Regions from separate parts of the Homo sapiens genome. Here region 2 is linked to region 1. The links are chromatin loops, found by intact Hi-C in ENCODE. Cell type or tissue: PC-9. All regions are shown on one strand. Links, peaks and the distances in the headings refer to the core of each region. The heading gives the core; the rest is flanking DNA.

Region 1 (8,324 bases), core at 154-8,153:
AGGGAGGAGAGTCATGGGTAGGGAAGGGAGAAATGTCCCAGAAACAGGAGCAAGTTAGGGTTCCAGGAGGAAGTGAGGGAAGAAGGTTCCTCTGAAGGTAAATAAGGAAGAGAGCCCTGAGGTACCCAGCAGGGTAGGAGGCAGAGAGGGGGTCCAGTGAAGGGTACTGAGGGACGGGTCTCCAGAGCCAGCTGGAGGAGCTTGAGATGAGGCCAGGGAGGTAGCAGCTGAAGCCACTGAGTTGGACACGTGGAGGAGGCAGCGCAGGTGGCCAGGCTTGGGGCTCCTGGGAGGCTCCAACACCCTCAAGGCACAGGTCGGAGGAGACCCTGCTCAAACCAAGGACAAAGTGAGGGGGTGCAGGGCCCTTCCAGCCGGGGCCGGGGGGGGCCAACGCTGGTTCTTCATCAATTTGGAGCGCCAGGAGAGGGCGGGGATCTAGTCCTGCCGGATACCACCCCCCTTTGGGCTGCCCACACCCCCACCCCCTCTCCAGCAGCCAAGGGAGGCGGGTCCTCCCTTTCAAAGGGAGGTGCCCTCAGGCTCCTCTGGAATTGGGGATCCCTTGACCCAGGACGGCCTGGTGAGGGGTCGGAGCTGACTCCCGCCAGGCTCCGCTGCAGCACCTGACCGCCCCCACAGGTGGCCGGGCCGGGTCCTCATCGCTGGTGGGGCTCCAGGCTGGGAACGGGGGTCGAGGCCGATGCGCTGCGGGCAGCGGCCGCCGGGGGCGCTGCGGGGGCCGCGGTTAAAGCCCCGGCGCGGGCGCACGCGCTCAGAGGGAGCCGGGCCGCCGTCGCTGCCGCCGCTGTCCCCGCGCCCTGCGCCCGGTGGCCCCCCACCTCCGCCCCGCGGCCGTACCTGGCGCCCCCTGGCTCCCCCGGCCCCCGCGCGGCGTGGAGCCATCTTCCCTCACCTCCTACCGGCACCCTAGCTTGCTCCCGGCCCATGCGGCCCCCGCGGGCTCCCGGCCCCGGCTTCAGAACTCAGCCCTGCACCTGAGCGCGGGGCCCGGCGGGGCGTGGCGGCGGCGATGGGGAAACTGCAGTCGAAGCACGGTGAGCCGCGGGCCGGTAGGGCGGGAGGGCGGGCGGGCGGGCGTGGGGCCGCCTCTCACTGTCGTTTTCCTCTCCCCGCGTCCCGCCGTGCCGCAGCCGCCGCCGCCCGCAAGCGGAGAGAGAGCCCGGAAGGTGAGCGGGCGAGCCGACGGGCGGGGCGGGGGGCGGCGACCCGGCCCGGGACCCTCAGAGCTAGGAGCCCGCGCGCGTCCTGCCCTGGAGCCAGCAGTGGGGGGACGGGGCCGCGGGTCTCCAGGAGCGCGCGGGACCCCCACGCCTGCCCCTGCGCGGTCTCCAGGCGATGGGGACACAGCGAAGGCGCAGCGCCCGCGGGGCTCACGGCGCGTCTCTTTCCCTCCTCGGTGCGGGTTTCCCGCGCGTCCGCCCCCGGACCGCAGGGGACAGCTTCGTGGCGTCCGCGTACGCGAGCGGCCGCAAAGGCGCGGAGGAAGCGGAGCGGCGCGCGCGGGACAAGCAGGTAGGCGGCGGGGCGGAGGCTGGGGTCGCGCTGCGCACCCGCCCGGGGGCGGGGAGCGGTGTCAGAGCTGTTCCTGGTGCCCGCCCGCGGACAGGCGAGACGTGGGCCGCCATGGCCGCACGAGTGACCGGGGGCCAGGAGAGCCAGTCTCTCCCCAGCCTCCACGACGTCTGGGGCTCCCGTGGGGCGAGCCCTTGCTAGTGTCCCATGCTGAGTGGCGGGTAGGGGAATCGGAATTCCTTGTCCTAGGCTGGGAGCCGTGTGGGGGCTCCATGTTTCGGGCTGGAGGAGCTGGGCGAGTGGGAGGGGCTGGACCTAGACGTCCCGGGCTGGGGGTCCCGGGGAGCGGGAATGCAGTACCCCGGCTGGATGAGCTGGAGGAGTTGGAGGAGGGGTGGGAGCTACAGACCTGGGGCATCACTGGTCATAGCCTCAGTGCTCAATCAGCAAACATGGCCAGAGTCAGAGGCCTCGGTGCCTCCCATCTCTGGGAGGGGTGACCACAGGCCTGCTAGAGGCTCAGGAGACAGAGGGACATCTGCACAGCTGTGGCAAGGCTGCAGAGACTGCAAGGCTGGCTCAAGAGCCAGGCGGCCCTGAGGGTGGGTGAGGAAGGTGCTATGTCCAGGAGCAGAGAACTGTCCAGGTCTGGGGCCCTGGAAGGGCCTGGGGTAAATTAGACCTGCATGTTTGCTGAGCGTGAGAAAGCTAACATTTGATGGTCATCAGTGTCAGTGTGAACTGTATCGGTGCAGACAGCCCCACCAGGTGGCCAGGCCCACACTTGCCCCTTGCTTCCTCCCCCACTGTCCCCAGAGGTCCCCAGACACAGAACATGCCGGGTCACGCAATCAGTTTCCTTTTTGGAAAGACATTGTTCTGGCAGTTGATTAAAAAAAGTTCTGGGTGTGTTTGGAGACATTTTCTGCAGCTCTGTCTTGAGAAGGGGCTTAGGTCTGCTTGGAAATTAACATGCAATAGAGTTAGGATTGGTGCTTCCTGAGAGTGACCATCTAACGCCTGTGATGGTGGGAAGCACGCTGTAAGGTACAGTAAGTTGGGTGGTCCTGTGAGCCTCTATCCGGGACAGGGAGACCAGGGTGAGGTCATCCAGGGAGCTGTCCCCGCCCCAATCTGGCTCTCTCTGCCAGTTACATTTGCACAGGGGCTTGCTGGTGAGTGGATGGTGCCACTTAGCAGCCAGGTGCTCCTGGTATGATTAGTCAGTGATGTGAGCACCTGGGGTGGGCGGGCGTTCACCTCTCTCGTGGTCAGGGCTTTGGCCGGCCCCTGTCCATTGGCCCACTGGCCTGGAGCCTTCTCCCTGGGAGGCGCTGCACCATGAACCTTAAAATCCCTGAGCCAGCGCCCTCACCATGAAGTGCAGCTCCCAGGGCCATGGGGCAAGGCCAGTGCGCTCTGGAAAATGCAGGTGCTCCTCATGTGACTACGATGTCAGCGTGAGGGCTGCTCGTGGGCGTTTAGACCTGCCACTCTACACTGGGACATTTTCTTTAGAGAATAGCTTGGGAATTGGGGCTTGCTTGGATTGTTACCTTCTAATTTTGCCATCATTTCATGAAAGAAAACTCCTTTCTAAGTTAAAATGAACAAACTCAGAATCAAAGGCTGTCCTGTGAATTAAATACATTTCAGCTTTCAGACAAAAGTGCTGCCTTTCTGTATTTTCCGCCTCTGGCCATGACTCCTCCCACCTGGCATGGAGACCCCAGGGCCCAGGTGCGCCCTCACCTGGCCAAGTGCCCTCCCTGCCACATTGCTGTTCCTCTCACCTGGCAGCTGTTCCCCCTGCGACAGATCCTACTGACGTCCAGGAGAGTCGCAGGCCACCACAGCGAAGTGTCCCTCTGGCTCTCACCTTCTTCTTTTGTGTTGTCCAGAGCCTCGCCCATCGTCCTTGTCCTCCCAGGTGGTATCCACTGAGGAGGGCCAGTCCTGGGTCACCCAGGGCACCCCTTGTGATGCCTGGCTGGGGCCAGCGAGGGGACTCACTCCTTCCCTTCTCCAAAGTCCACCTCCTGGTTCCGTGCGAGGCATCCTGGGTGCCACAGAACGGTGGCAGAGAACCCTGTGGAGATTGGGCGCACTAAGAGCCAAGACCTCCGACCTACCCTCTCTCCCCAGCCCCCAAAATAACACAAATGAGATTGGCTATTATTAATTCCCTGTGAGCAATGCTGGCTCCTGCCTCTGTACGTGTCTGAAAACACCAACAGCAGCACTTTCCCAGACAGGTGTGTCTCTGCACCCCCGACGTGGCTCTCCCTGGCGACTCTGCGGAGCGCCACACTTTGCTTTTGGCGGGACCCGCACGGCTTCATCACCGAGTGTCCCTGAAGGGCTAGGGCCATGGGATCACTGGTGACGGTGCCGTGAAGGTCTGGAGAGTGGATTGTGAGGGATCCGGAGTCCCTGGGGATGTGCGTGGGTGAGGAGTGGTGCCATGGTGGCAGTGCACTTGTGTGGCTGTTTTTCCAAGTGGTAGTGACTGCAGGGAGGATGGCTTCAGGCCTGGGAACAGGCTGCCCCTGCACACTCACCCTCACCATCTGGTCTGCGAGACTAGCTTTAATTTCTACAGCGCTCCCTGAGGCTGGCGGAAAATGGTTCTGAAGACAAGAGTCACTGTTAACTGGAATGTTGTTGTGAATGGAGCACAGGCTTCCATGAAGTAGTGCTGAGGAAGGGTGCGCTGGGGCTAACTCCAGAGGCAGCATTGTAGCGAACACTCGTGACAGACCAGCCAGTGCGTGGAGGAGGCCGTGGCCCTGGCCTGCACGGGGGGCTCTTGCCCACATCTGCAGGAGGCAGCAGGCACGGCTCTGAGTGGCCCGTCTAGGGCAGGTCCCAGCTTACAGGAGGCACTCGCCAGTCCCATCCCCATGCCACGGCCCTTCTGAGTGTGCCAACATGGTACATGTTTCCTGGAAGGGAGCCAGGAGGACCACAGTCGTAAGACCTGCTGGCTCTGTCCAGGGCTGAGCTCCAGGCCAGGGCCCAGGCCTTCACCTGCACTGGCCTCTGGCTTCCAGCAGCAAACTCCATCTGCCCTCAGCATGGCCTTGCTCACGGGAACTGGGCTCAGCCCCACTACATGGCTTGACGCCTTCCGACTGGAACCAGCCACAGTGCCCCAGAGGCTCATATGCCTGCAGCTGGCCTTCCCCCAGAGGCAGGGGTGGGGCTGCCCCTTCCCTGCCCCTTCCCTGCCCCTCCTGGCCACCCAGGAGCCAGCGCTCACCTGTCCTCTGTGGGTCCAGAGAGCTGGATGTGGCAGTGGGATGCCCAGTTCTTGGTCAGTGGGAGCAGTTTCTTGTAGAAGATCCTGGAAAATTCTTCATGGCTTCAAGCACAGTCTGGACGCTACCGCATCAACACAGAGATGCAGGGTGGGGGCAAGATACACATTTGCAGGAGAGACTCGGGCCAGTGCACGTGCGCCCAGAGACAAGGCAGTGTGGACCATACTCTGCTTGGTGCTCGGCCACGTGCCACACAGAAGGAGAGGTTGTGGGTGCCCAGTCCACCCAGCTCTGCATTTGGGGGTGCAAGCCACTCCAAGATGTCCAGGAGAATGGCAGCTTCCAAAGGGAGCAGGGGTGCCTGGGGATGCCTCCAGCACAGACTCTGAGGGCCAACCTTCTGTCTTCTGTGACTCATGTTCCGGGACCCTGTGTCCTCATGGAGCTGAGGCCCATGTGGGGCTTTGTGTCAGAGCCGGCGGCAGCTGCAGTGTGTCATGGCTGCCCTTTGCTTTCTTTTTGGTGCCCTCTGTGTGCCTGGCCCTTGGATACAGGCAGCCGTGTTCCTACCCTGGGATGTGGCCCAGCCATGTGGCGAGGCCAGCACAGACATGCACAGAGGCTCAGGCACAGAGGGAACCGAAGGGAGTTGCCAGGCCACCTGGTCATCCCCCCTTGTGGGAGGCGTCGAGGTCACCTCTGGGCATGACACCTGATGCCCAGCACCTGAGAGCCATAGGACGGGTTGGATACCATGTATGTAGTTTCTGTGCCAGCCTGGGCCTTGGGCCCACTGAGGGCTGTGTGTGCGCCCAAGCTCTCCACCAAGCCGCAGGCATCCCCTGTCCTGCAGCAGGGGCTCTGGGGTGCTGACTGGGAGAGCGTGCTGACTGGGAGAGGCTGCTGCCGGTGCCTGGCCATGAGGTTGGGCCAGTGGATCTGTGTTGCCCATGGTGGAGGCCGGAGGCTGGCCAGTGGCGTGGTCCTGCCCGCTCGGGTCACTGTACCTGGACAGTGCAGATGTGCATTCTCAGTGTCGGCCCCTGTGTCTGTGAAGTGCATCCTGAGAAGCCCTGCACATGGACCAGGCAGGTGTCTGGATGGAGGCCCTGGAGCACAGAGCGTCCCTGCCACAGGGCCTTGGGCTAGAGTTGGGGGTTTCACAGACGAGGCCATCTGGGGCAGCTGTCACCCCTGGACTTCCAAAACAGCTTCCTGAAGCTAAAACTGCCCATTTTGCTGCTGAATGAGCTGAAGTTTTAGATTTCTGCAGGTGAAAGAAGACAGGTGGCTGCACCCTGTTCTCCTCAGTGGGCTGAACCACCATGGGAAGCCTGGTGCTGCTCCGTCCTCCTTCCTTCCTACTTGTGGCTGAGTAATTTGAATTCCTTTGAGGTTTTCATCTTGTTTTGGCTAAAGAGCTTACATCTTTCCTTTTCTTAAAAAACCCAGGCTGGTTTGCAATCCTCGGAAACCAATCATCAGCCCTGCAGCTTTGGGCCGCCGTATGCCTGCATTAGGGTGTTGGGGGTCCATCAGACGCACACGCGACTCCTGGGAGCCGCGGGAACTGTGGCTGGTGCCGGCCAAGGCAGTTGTGCCAGAAAGGGCAGGGCCGTCTCGAGTACCCATCCACGAGTGCCCTTCGGTGCCCTGGGCCCCTGCTGTGCATGCCTCCCGTGTGAGCAGCAAGGTGATGGTGAGATTGGAAATGCAGTTTCATCTGCCTTGTAGGAGTGGCTGGCTCTCCTTTGCCCCTGGGTGGGCACCGCTTGTTCAGAGCTGGCAGTAAGTCCATGGCCACCCCAGGTCCAGGCCCCGACTGGGGGAAACACACACCTTGCCACTGTCCTGTCTAGGCTAGGGTTGGGGGTTCGGCTCTTTCTATTTCTCAGGAAGCCAGGAGTCTGGGCCAAGGGCTCCTGTCCTCCACCCCCGCTTTGCGGCCAAGGGATACCCACTTGGTCAGCCCCGACAGAGGCTGTGAATGAAGTCCTAGTCAAAGACCATAGTTGGGAGCCACCATATGGCCGTGTTACGTGTGGCCCCCTCGCCAGCACCAGGTTTCTGTCATCCCATCGTTAGCAGAGGCGGCTTGCATGGTGGCTTGACAGCCTCTGGACCCGGCTTCGGACCCGGTGCTGCCACTCACAGCCTGGCCACATCCCTCGTGCCTGGGCCACCTGCTTCCCCTTGTGGTCCTGTGAGGAAAGACAAAAGGGACAGCTCCACGCTCCATAAGGCCAGGCAGCGAGGGCCACCTGGAGAGCAGCCAGGTGTGGCCGGGCCCCTTCCTGGCCTTTTGCCCCAAGTGCCGGGGTGCTGCAAGCCAGAGGGGTGCGTGAGTCCGTGAGCTTGTGCCAAGATGCTGTGGGCCTGATTCGTACTGCACAGTCATCTGAGCTGTCAGCAAGCTCTCACTGGTTGGCAGTGCCCACAGCCTCCCTGGCGTGGCCAGGTGTGGTGGGAGCAGAGGCCAGTGGGTGGGAGTGGGGTCCACCGTCCTTCCTGTAGAGAGGAAGCCTCTGGCCTCCTGGCTGCTGTTCTTGAGTTGGCAAAGCCACACTTTACGGAAGCGGTAGTTCTTGAAGCCAGACACACCTGAATTTGGAGTTGCCCAGCCTACCCCAGAATTTGTAGACAGCTACCTGCCAGATCACTGGGTCCCTGGAGCTCTGAAGGCTGAGCCCTATGTCCTTCCTGCAGGGCTCTCAGACAGATGCCTGCATCAGAAACTCCCTGGGTTATGACGAAAGGCCTATGACACCCCTAGGGAGTTGGGGAAGCCTCAGGAGCATCAGGAAGCAGGAGGAAGCAGGAGCCACTGCTGGGGTGAGGTCAGCATTTAGAGGCGGTCCTGCCCGCACATGCTGCCGCCAGCATTTCAGGGTGGGCTGCTCCCAGCAGGACTGCAGATCGGCCTGTCCATGTGTGGAACCCGAGGGGGCCTGTGCTGCGTCCTGGGGCATTCATGCTGGAGGGTTCCTGTGGCTCCGTCCTCTCACAGGTCTTACCAGCCGTGGCCCCTCTCCTGTTGGACTTGCCTTCCTGAACATGGGGAGGGGTCCCGAGCCCAGGACCCCTAATCAGTTCCAAGGGCTCCAGAGCTTTCAGTCTCTGCCACCTTCTGAGCCGTCGTCTGTCACAGATCATGACCGTCAGCTGTCCCTGGAGGTGCGGAAGGAGCCCTTCCTGTGGGGCTGCTGGGTTAACGCCGGAACCATGGGGAGCAGAAGGCGCGGTGTGTGAGAGGGGTCTGCCCAGGTAGCAGGATCCCCCCCCACACCGGACACTTCCCCAGCGTGGGGCGGAGCTCGTGGTGCTGGCCTGGAGGGACACACGGTGCTGACCTGGCTGCCGCCTCTGGACTGCGAAGCCTGGACCTGCTGGGACAGGAGCCTTGCAGAGACCCCGATCCGCTCTCACGGCGAGCTGCACCCATGCTGGCTGATGGGAGCTTTAATCTGCTTTCATGTTGGCAAATACTTGGCAGGGCACCCTTTGGCAGCCTTTCACGCTGGCGTG
Region 2 (8,324 bases), core at 303-8,302, 150 kb after region 1:
TAGGTTCTAGAGGGAGGCAAGGGTAAGAGCTCTGAGGTGTGGGGAGGGCCTCAGGTGACATCTAGACAGTGACTTACAGGGAGCAAGTGGTCAGCTGTGCTGCCTCCAGTCATACTCTGCCCTCGTCGTCCACGGTGGCTGCTGCTGGTCCAGCCATCACATCTGAATCCCAGCAGTAGAGTGAGGAAACGGGAAAGGTAGCTAGCCACTCCTTCGCAGAGCACAGCCTAGGAAGCCTAGGAGTGCACATAGCACCTTCGCTTATCCTGTTAGCCAGAACTTAGTCCTGTGGCCACACCTTCGTGTGCAGAAGGCTGAGAAACACGCCTCACCCATGTCTGTGGTGCTATGGATAAGAAATCACCAGAGGCTGGGTCTCAAGGGCACAGCTAACACCAGTGGAAAGACCAGGGAGGATGAGAACTCCTTTCTTCAGCACATCCTCTCACCATCGCCCCACCTCCACTCATGTGGCACCGGCAGGCATGCCTGCTCACACCTGCCCACACTGGCTCACACCTGCTGACATCTGTCCACAGCTGTTCCAGCCCACTCACACCTACTCACCCCTGTGCCACCTGCCCACACCTGTTCCCATCTGCTCACACCTGCCCACACTGGCTCATACCTGCACACATATGTCCACACCTGTTCCAGCCTGCTCACATCTACTCACACCTGTTCCCACCTGCCCACACTGGCTCACACCTGCTCACATCTGTCCACACCTGTTCCAGCCTGCTCACACCTACTCACCCCTGTGCCACCTGCCCACGCTGGCTCACACCTGCACACATCTGTCCACACCTGTTCCAGCCTGCTCACATCTACTCACACCTGTTCCCACCTGCCCACACCTGTTCCCATCTGCTCACACCTGCCCACACTGGCTCACACCTTCACACATCTGTCCACACCTGTTCCAGCCTGCCCACACCTACTCACTCCTGTGCCACCTGCCCACACCTGCTCACACCTGTTCTCATCTGCTCACACCTGCCCACACTGGCTCACACCTGCACACATCTGTCCACACCTGTTCCAGCCTGCTCACATCTACTCACACCTGTTCCCACCTGCCCACACCTGCCCACACTGGCTCACACCTGCTGACATCTGTCCACACCTCTTCCCACCTGCTCAACCTTCTCACACCTGTTCCCACCTCCCCACACCTTTTTCCAAGATGAACTTTTGAATCATTTTTGGACGTTCCCCCCAAATACATTTCTGATTTGGTTGAAAAGTCACTAAATGTATAAATAAATTTGCTGAGAACTGACATCTTTATGGTGTCAAATATTTTCACCCAGGTCCTGCACATTTTTTCCATTAATTTATGTGTGTGTATTCACATTCTTGTCACTACTGGACTGACATGTAAAAACAGGATGAAACACCTTTGGCTGTTGTGTGTTTCTTTTGTAATCTTCTACCTTGCAGAACTCTAAATCCTATTATTCAAATACATTTCCAGTTCAACCTCTCGCATTTTGCAAGGAATTTTTGTTCTGTTTTGTTTTGTTTTGGAGACTGAGTCTTGCTCAGTCACCCAGGCTGGAGTGCAGTGGTGCGATTTTGGCTCACTGCAACCTCCAACTCCCAGGTTCAAGCAATTCTGCTGCCTCAGCCTCCCGAGTAGCTGAGATTACAGGTGCGAACCACGCCCGGCTAATTTTTGTATTTTAGTAGAGATGGGGTTTTGCCATGGTGGCCAGGCTTGTCTCGAACTCCTGACCTCAAGTGATCTGCCCACCTCGGCCTCCCAAAGTGCTGGGGTTACAGGCGTGAGCCACCGCACCCGGCGTGCAAGGAATTTTTTTAACCTGTAAGTAATGATATCGTTGTCCTTTTTTGTCATTTTTACCTCTTCTGTTTTCTTTTCACCCCTTTGTTCTTGTTTTGGAATTTCCTAGAAATTCCAGGGCGATATCCAGGGCTGTGTTGCTGGTGGAACTGAGTGTGTGGCCTGGACCCAAGTGAGGGTGGTTCTGGTGTCTCCGGGAAGCACTGTGCCGCCTGGGGAGTTGAAGTGCTGCCTCTTGCTCTACCCCATGAGGCCGACCCTGGACGCCTCCCCTGAGACCCGGAGGCGGCTTGGGACGGACTTGAGGAGGAAGGAGGTCCCACAACTCAGATCCTCTCACCTCCCGGCCTTCCGCCTCCCCTGTTCAGGCTCCTCAAGTGAGAGCTCCTCCGGACTCCTGCCCCAAAGGCAGCCTGTCCCCAGCTTTCATTTCCAAATGCCCCAATATCTGCCATTCAGCCACACCCTCTGCCCACCCTGTCCCTGGGTTTGAGGCTGCCAGAAATTTGGGAGGCCCTGGAGCCCCTTAGAAGCCTCTAGCCATGCTGAGTCAGCCTGAACGATGGGGCTCACTGCGGCCACTGCCCACCTTGGCCTCCCGTGGACAGTGGCTGCATGTGTCCCGGGAGGACTGTGGTGAATGCCTCCCGAAGACAGGACTGGAGACACAGGAGGCCCAACGGGCTCTGATCGTCTGACGCCTCCGCAGGAGAGAAAGGTTGTAAGAATCCAGGTTCTTTTATGAAATGCTAAAGACAGAAAAATGCCGCCTGGCTCCCGTAAGTTCTCCACGTTGAGCAGTGGATGGGAAGAAGGACAAGGGCTGTGGACGCCGAGTGGCTGAGGACAGGGGAGAGGTGCACCGGCCACGCGCGTCCCTCAGTGGGGAGATGGCTGCAGACATCAGGAGGCTGAGCACAGGCTAACCGCTGTTCCTGCTTTATCCTCCTCTCCAGGTCTTAAATTCTGCTTCTATCACTTTCTTGTTTCAAGACGGTTTTTCCTCCCATCTTGATCTGAGTACTCCTTCATGCTTTTTGTTTATCTTGCTAAATGGAGAAAACAGTGAAGCTTATACAGTTTCCCCTGAAAACAGCCTTGGCCTCTTGGTGTCATTGTTTTCCACTGTTTGTAATGACAACTTTAATCTCTTTGACTAACAACCTACTTATAGCCCCTAATTTTTTCAGTTGTCAGTTTGCAAAATTGAGGTCTGATCTGCAAACAGTAAGACTCGCCACTTTTCCTGCAAGTTCTGTGGGGGACTGACTGCAAGGGCCAGGAGGGTGGTCTGGCCCCATGCAGGCACCTCCGCCTTCATTCTGCAGCCAGGTCAGAGGGACTCAGGGGTCACCTCCAGGGGTCACCCGCACCTGGGCTCCCATGACTTCACTCCCACCTGCTGTCAGATCCCTGGGGTCTCACCACAGACCTGGAGGCCCTCCTGGGGGAGCCTCAACAAGGTAGGTGACCAGGGAACGGGAGAGCCTTTGGGAGTGAGGAGTGATGGAAGTGCAGTGGGGAGCAGAGACAGAGACAGAGAAAGAGAGGGAGAGAGAGACACAGAGAGGGAGGGAGAGAGACAGGGAGAGTGATAGAGACAGAGAAAGATGGAGACAGAGAGAGGGAGGGACAGAGAGAGGGAGGGAGAAAAACAGACAGAGAGAAGACACAGGATGAGTGATAGAGACAGAAAGACAGAGACAGAGAGAGGGAGGGAGAGACAGAGAGAGACAGGAAGGGAGAGAGAGAGAGAGAGACAGAGATGGGTGGAGGCAAGGGGCAGGAGAGAGGATGTTAACCCTTTCTCCCCACCATTTACTGAACTGTACGTTGGACGATGGGACGCCTCCTCCCCCTACCCCGTGACGGGGTCCTGGAGGGGCAGACTTTGGAGAGGAGCTGCTGAAGGGTGGTGGGAGAGCAGGCAGGGTGCCACCACAGCGCCACAGCGACACTGCTGCTGGGGGCTGGGTTCCATTCCCTCTGCCTCGAGATCATGGGGGGTACTTGGATTATTGTTCAGCAAACACCTGCTCTCTTCCCCCTCCACCCCTCCGAGGACACAAGCATGCTCTGCTCTGGATCAACAGTGGATCAATAATGGATTTCAAGCAGGCTGGGCTTGGCCTCTGCTGTCACTGTAAGAAACACACCCCAGGGGCCAGGCGCGATGGCTCACGCCTGTAATCCCAGCACTTTGGGAGGCCGAGGCGGGCGGATCACAAGGTCAGGAGATCGAGACCATCCTGGCTAAAACAGTGAAACCCCGCCTCTACCAAAAATACAAAAAATTAGCCGGGCGTGGTGGCGGGCACCTGTAGTCCCAGCTACTCAGGAGGCTGAGCCAGGAGAATGGCGTGAACCCAGGAGGCAGAGCTTGCAGTGAGCCGAGATTGCGCCACTGCACTCCAGCCTGGGTGACAGAGCGAGACTCCGTCTCAAAAAAAAAAGAAGAAAAGAAAAGAAACACATCCCAGGTAAGGCTGCCGGCCCCTGGAGGGTGAGAGACCTGGAGAGAGGTCTCAGCCCAGAGCACGGCCCAGAAGGGCCGATAAGCCTAGACCAGCTGGCCCTGACAGTGAGCAGGGATAAGTAACTGCAGCTCGACTTGTTACGCAGTGTTACTGACCCAACAGCAGACTGATGCACTTGTCCTGCACCCCCTTGCCGAGGTAAATCCTCCCAGGGCCTCAGCCTCCTCACATCCGAAGTTGGGAGAACAATGGTGCCTCCGCCCCAGGACGGGCTCAAGGTTGAGATGACTCAGCGCAGGGGAATTCTCTGCACACCCTGTCCTCTGTGAATGCTGCTCTTGTTCCTGACTTCCAGGACCAGGCGAAGGTGGCCCAGCTCCCTCCCCGCAGCCTGTTCCATGGCCCACGGTGCTGGGCGTGAGACTGCTCCCTGGTTCTGTGGGCTGGGCCCTCCCTCTGGGCAGGTTCTGTGGTGGGAGAGACAACAGGCTCGCTTTGTAACTCCAGCTGCCAGGTGCACACCCACTGTGTCCTCCAGCCCAGGCGCTTCCTGAAACTCCCCCTTGGTGCTCTGCAGCTTGTTTGCAAAGGTGCTACTTCGCCTGCTGAAATAAAGTGTCCCATTCAGCTCTCTACTCCCGCGTGGTCTGTTGGTCCACGATTTGCCCTTTGTGAGCAGCTAGCTCAGTGGCGTTTCCTGGAGACAAAGGCCCAGGGTTGAGGGTGCCGTGGAGACAGCGCTACCTAAGGAAAGGCGCAGCTACAGGGCACAGCCCCTTGCTGGGGGCGGCCGCCGCAGGGCCGGGCATCTGCCGACCCTCAGCCAGGTCTGGGATCACCCTCACCAGGGCCAGGCCAGTGGGGGACCTGCGGCAGACCTATAGGAGTAGGAGCTGCTCCAGGGCCCCAGCCGTTGCCCGTCCACGGAGGTCACGTTCAGGCTAAGCTGGGCAGCCCGGCCTTGTGTTGCTGGCCCCCAGCCGAGGGAGGAGCTACGGGAGGGGTTGGGGTGAGGCTGTGGCTGGGATGTGCAGTGCCCAGCGACGGAGGGTGCTGGACATGTGCCCGGCTACTGGACAGCAGCCAGGGAGCAAGTCACAACAGAAGCCGAGGGGGAGGATCCTGCATCCCCACTGCTCCAGAAGGTGCATCCAGCTGGGGCGCCCTCACCGTGCGGACACAGGGGCTCCCAGCTTTCTGTGCACGCAAGGCCACAGCAGGAGCTTCCCGGGGTCTGCAGATGACCCAAAGCAGAGTTCATTTTCTTCCAGTACCCTCTCTGCTTCTAGAACCTTCCTCCAGCCCCATTCCAGCGCTCACTCTGGCCGAGACCCCTGCCCACTCACTGGTTGGTGGCCGGCCAGCCGCCCACCCCACGTCAGCAAAGCCAGCTGCCCGTGGCCCGAGGATGTGTCCTCGCCATGTTCCTACGGCCAGTCCTCCTGAGGCCACCGTGACCCCGAGGGGTCCCGTGACGGGACAGGCAGCTGACCCAGCACTGGCCACGCGGCCACCCACTGGAACAGGATGAGAGGAAGCTCCCGGGCAGCAGAAACCAAGCCACCCTCCCCTAGTCACCCCTGCATTTGTCATGTGCCTCCTGCATCTGAGGATGCCCTTCGAGGCCCTGGGGGTGGGGGGTGGGTGTGTCCTCTCTCAGACTAAGGAATCCGTGTCTAAGGTGCGGCTGCCCTTGGGATTTTGCAGGGTGGGTGACGTGCAAAGGGTGGGTGATGTGCACAGGGTTGGGCCTAGGGTAGAATTTGGGCTCTAGGGGACTCTGAACAGAGCGGAAACGTAACATCCAGACGTTCAGGGGCCTGGCTTTTGGGTGCAGCCTCCACCTGGCAGCAGGTTCTGTTCAGGGACAGGGGCTGAGAGCTGGCGCCTGCCCCAGCCTAGTGAGGATGCCAACGAAGGCAACTTCTGCTTTTCTTGAGGAAGAAACTTGGCTTTTGACTGGCCGGATTCAATGATTTTTCTTCCCTCCGAAACATTCCCTCCTGTCACTAGACTCTTTTCTTTTTGATATCTGTTTCTTTCTTTCTTTAACAATGAGCTCAGCACAAGGGGTGTGTTTGCCACCTGTCAGGAGGCAGCTAAGGGCTTATTGTAAGAACTTCTTTTCTTCCCATGGCAGCACTGGGGGAGAGGCCATGGCTGTCCCCATTTTATAGAGGAGCAAACCAAGGGCCACAGCCGTCGGTCACCTTGCTAGGAAGAAGAGGAGGGGAATTTAGGCCCAGCAAGCCGGTGAGCGGCTGGAGCTGTCAGCTTGGTGCTGGGCTGGGCGCCAGGAAGGCCTTGAGTGCTGGAGGGGCTCTCGGTGGCCTCAGAGTGTCTCTATAACCTCCCATTCCCACTCCTGTGCTCTGCAGTAAGCTCTGGGGCTCCCCACTGGGAGGGTGGCTGTGCTCCTGCCCCTTGGGGACTTCCTGGGGGCAGAGGTCTGAGCCATCTCCAGGGCCGGCCCCTGCAGCGCTCAGTTTAGGTGCGATACAAGGGTCTGGCTAGCCAGGTGTGGGGGCCGGTCACGGGCTGAGGGTTGAGGGAACCGTAACATTTCTGGACGCGTTTTTCTGTGGAGCAGGCAAGGTGGTCTGGTCAGGGTGGTGGTCTCCCCTGGGCCGTGGCAGGGGTATGGGGACACTGAACCACAGTCGTGGGGTCCACGGCCCAGTTCCAGTAGCCAATCAGGGGCACATGGTCCTGGTTCTTACCTTGGCTCATTGAGCAGCTGTGCCCAGTGCTGTGGGGTCAGGGGTGACATCCCAGATGGGTCTCCTGGATTTGGGCTGAAAGATCAGTCTTGGGGTACCCCCAGGGTCAGGGTGCTCAGAAACCCCCATGGTGGGCCTGGCCTGCCTTCCTGGCCTGCAGCCCTGCCTGATGCCAAAAGGTCACTGGGCCAGTCCTTGCCCACGGGCCCCTCCCCACGGTGAGACCTGCCCCACTTGAAACTTGCAAACATGGAAACTTGGCGATCTGACCCATGGCCTGGCCCAGCACTGCGACCTGATCCTGCGGCCCTGTGGGCCCCGGGCTCCCCATCGAGGTTGGGTTTCTAGGCTGCCTCAGCCTGTTCCAGCGAGAGGCGCTCGGGGTACGCTGGCCCAAGCCCCGCTGAGGTGCCTCCCAAGGAGGAGCCTGTGACCCTCAAGTGCAGGGGGTTGCAGATGCCCGTGAGCTCTGTCTCCCTCGTGAGTGGCCTGGGCACTGCTGCACGCGGGTGGTGGGGGCTGTGGCCCACCAAGGATTCAGCCTGGTAAGCGGCAGTGGGTGGGAAGGATGGTGTGGGCTCACTTGAGGGTCATGGGAGTCCGAAAGACTGGGGGACAGACTCAGGCCCGGGGAAGTCACATCCACAGGGACATCAGGTGCCCCCCTTGGGCCACCAGGACCAGACACATAGCACCCTGGACTCTCATCTCACAGTGTGGATCTGTGCACACACAAACATAGACACAGATGCACACAGATAAACACACACAGAGATATACACAGAAATACACACAGACATGCAGATACACAGAGACACAGATGGAGACACACAAATATGGAGACACACACAGATACACACAGAAATAGACACAGATACACACAGACATACACAGACACACAGATATGGAGACACACACACCGACACACACACAGAAATACCGACACACACAGCCAGCTGCTCCACCTTTGTGACCCCACCACCTCCTCCAGGGGCCCACCCTGATTGACTGAGAAGCTTTTGCTCCTAATTTGCTGAAATGAAGCCACCAGCGCTGGGGGGAGTGTGGCCCCGTGTCCCTTGAGCTCCCCGTGTCCCTTGCGCTCCCCGTGCTGGCCTCAGAGACCACATGTTCTAGCTGCATGAACAGCCAGCACACGGATAAATCCGTCTCCAGAGGGTACTTTTCGTGCAGAGCCAGTCGGCTGGGCCCTTTTTCTCCCTGCAGGACACCCTGTGTCTCTGTGGGAGGAGGGCAGTGATGCGGAGTGGGGAGTCCTCCTCAATCAGATAACATTGTGTCTCCCAGACGAGAGGCCCA

The links. Peaks named below come from ENCODE experiments on the same cell type or tissue, not always from the same donor. Only the 100,000 strongest peaks of a DNase experiment are listed, where the experiment ranks them.
Region 2: a loop joins it to region 1, with 4 times the contacts of the local background. A loop is called at or near these places in 10 of 110 quality-filtered maps.

Annotation. Positions count from the first base shown.
Region 1 is chr5:1,008,025-1,016,348 of GRCh38, forward strand. NKD2 (NKD inhibitor of Wnt signaling pathway 2) reads left to right here and starts at 778. Exons shown (of 10, transcript NM_033120.4): 1 at 778-1,058; 2 at 1,155-1,190; 3 at 1,457-1,536. The coding sequence starts at 1,034. RefSeq lists enhancers at 1-39, 40-805. In PC-9, for the core only: CTCF peaks have their summits at 625, 3,305 (motif pointing left) and 3,513; no DNase peak of the experiment used is centred there; H3K27me3 peaks cover 6,721 bases.
Region 2 is chr5:1,156,772-1,165,095 of GRCh38, forward strand. No RefSeq gene overlaps it. Among named protein-coding and RNA genes, the nearest start is that of TERLR1, 18 kb to the right of the region's middle. In PC-9, for the core only: no CTCF peak of the experiment used is centred there; a DNase peak (open chromatin) is centred at 4,600; H3K27me3 peaks cover 480 bases.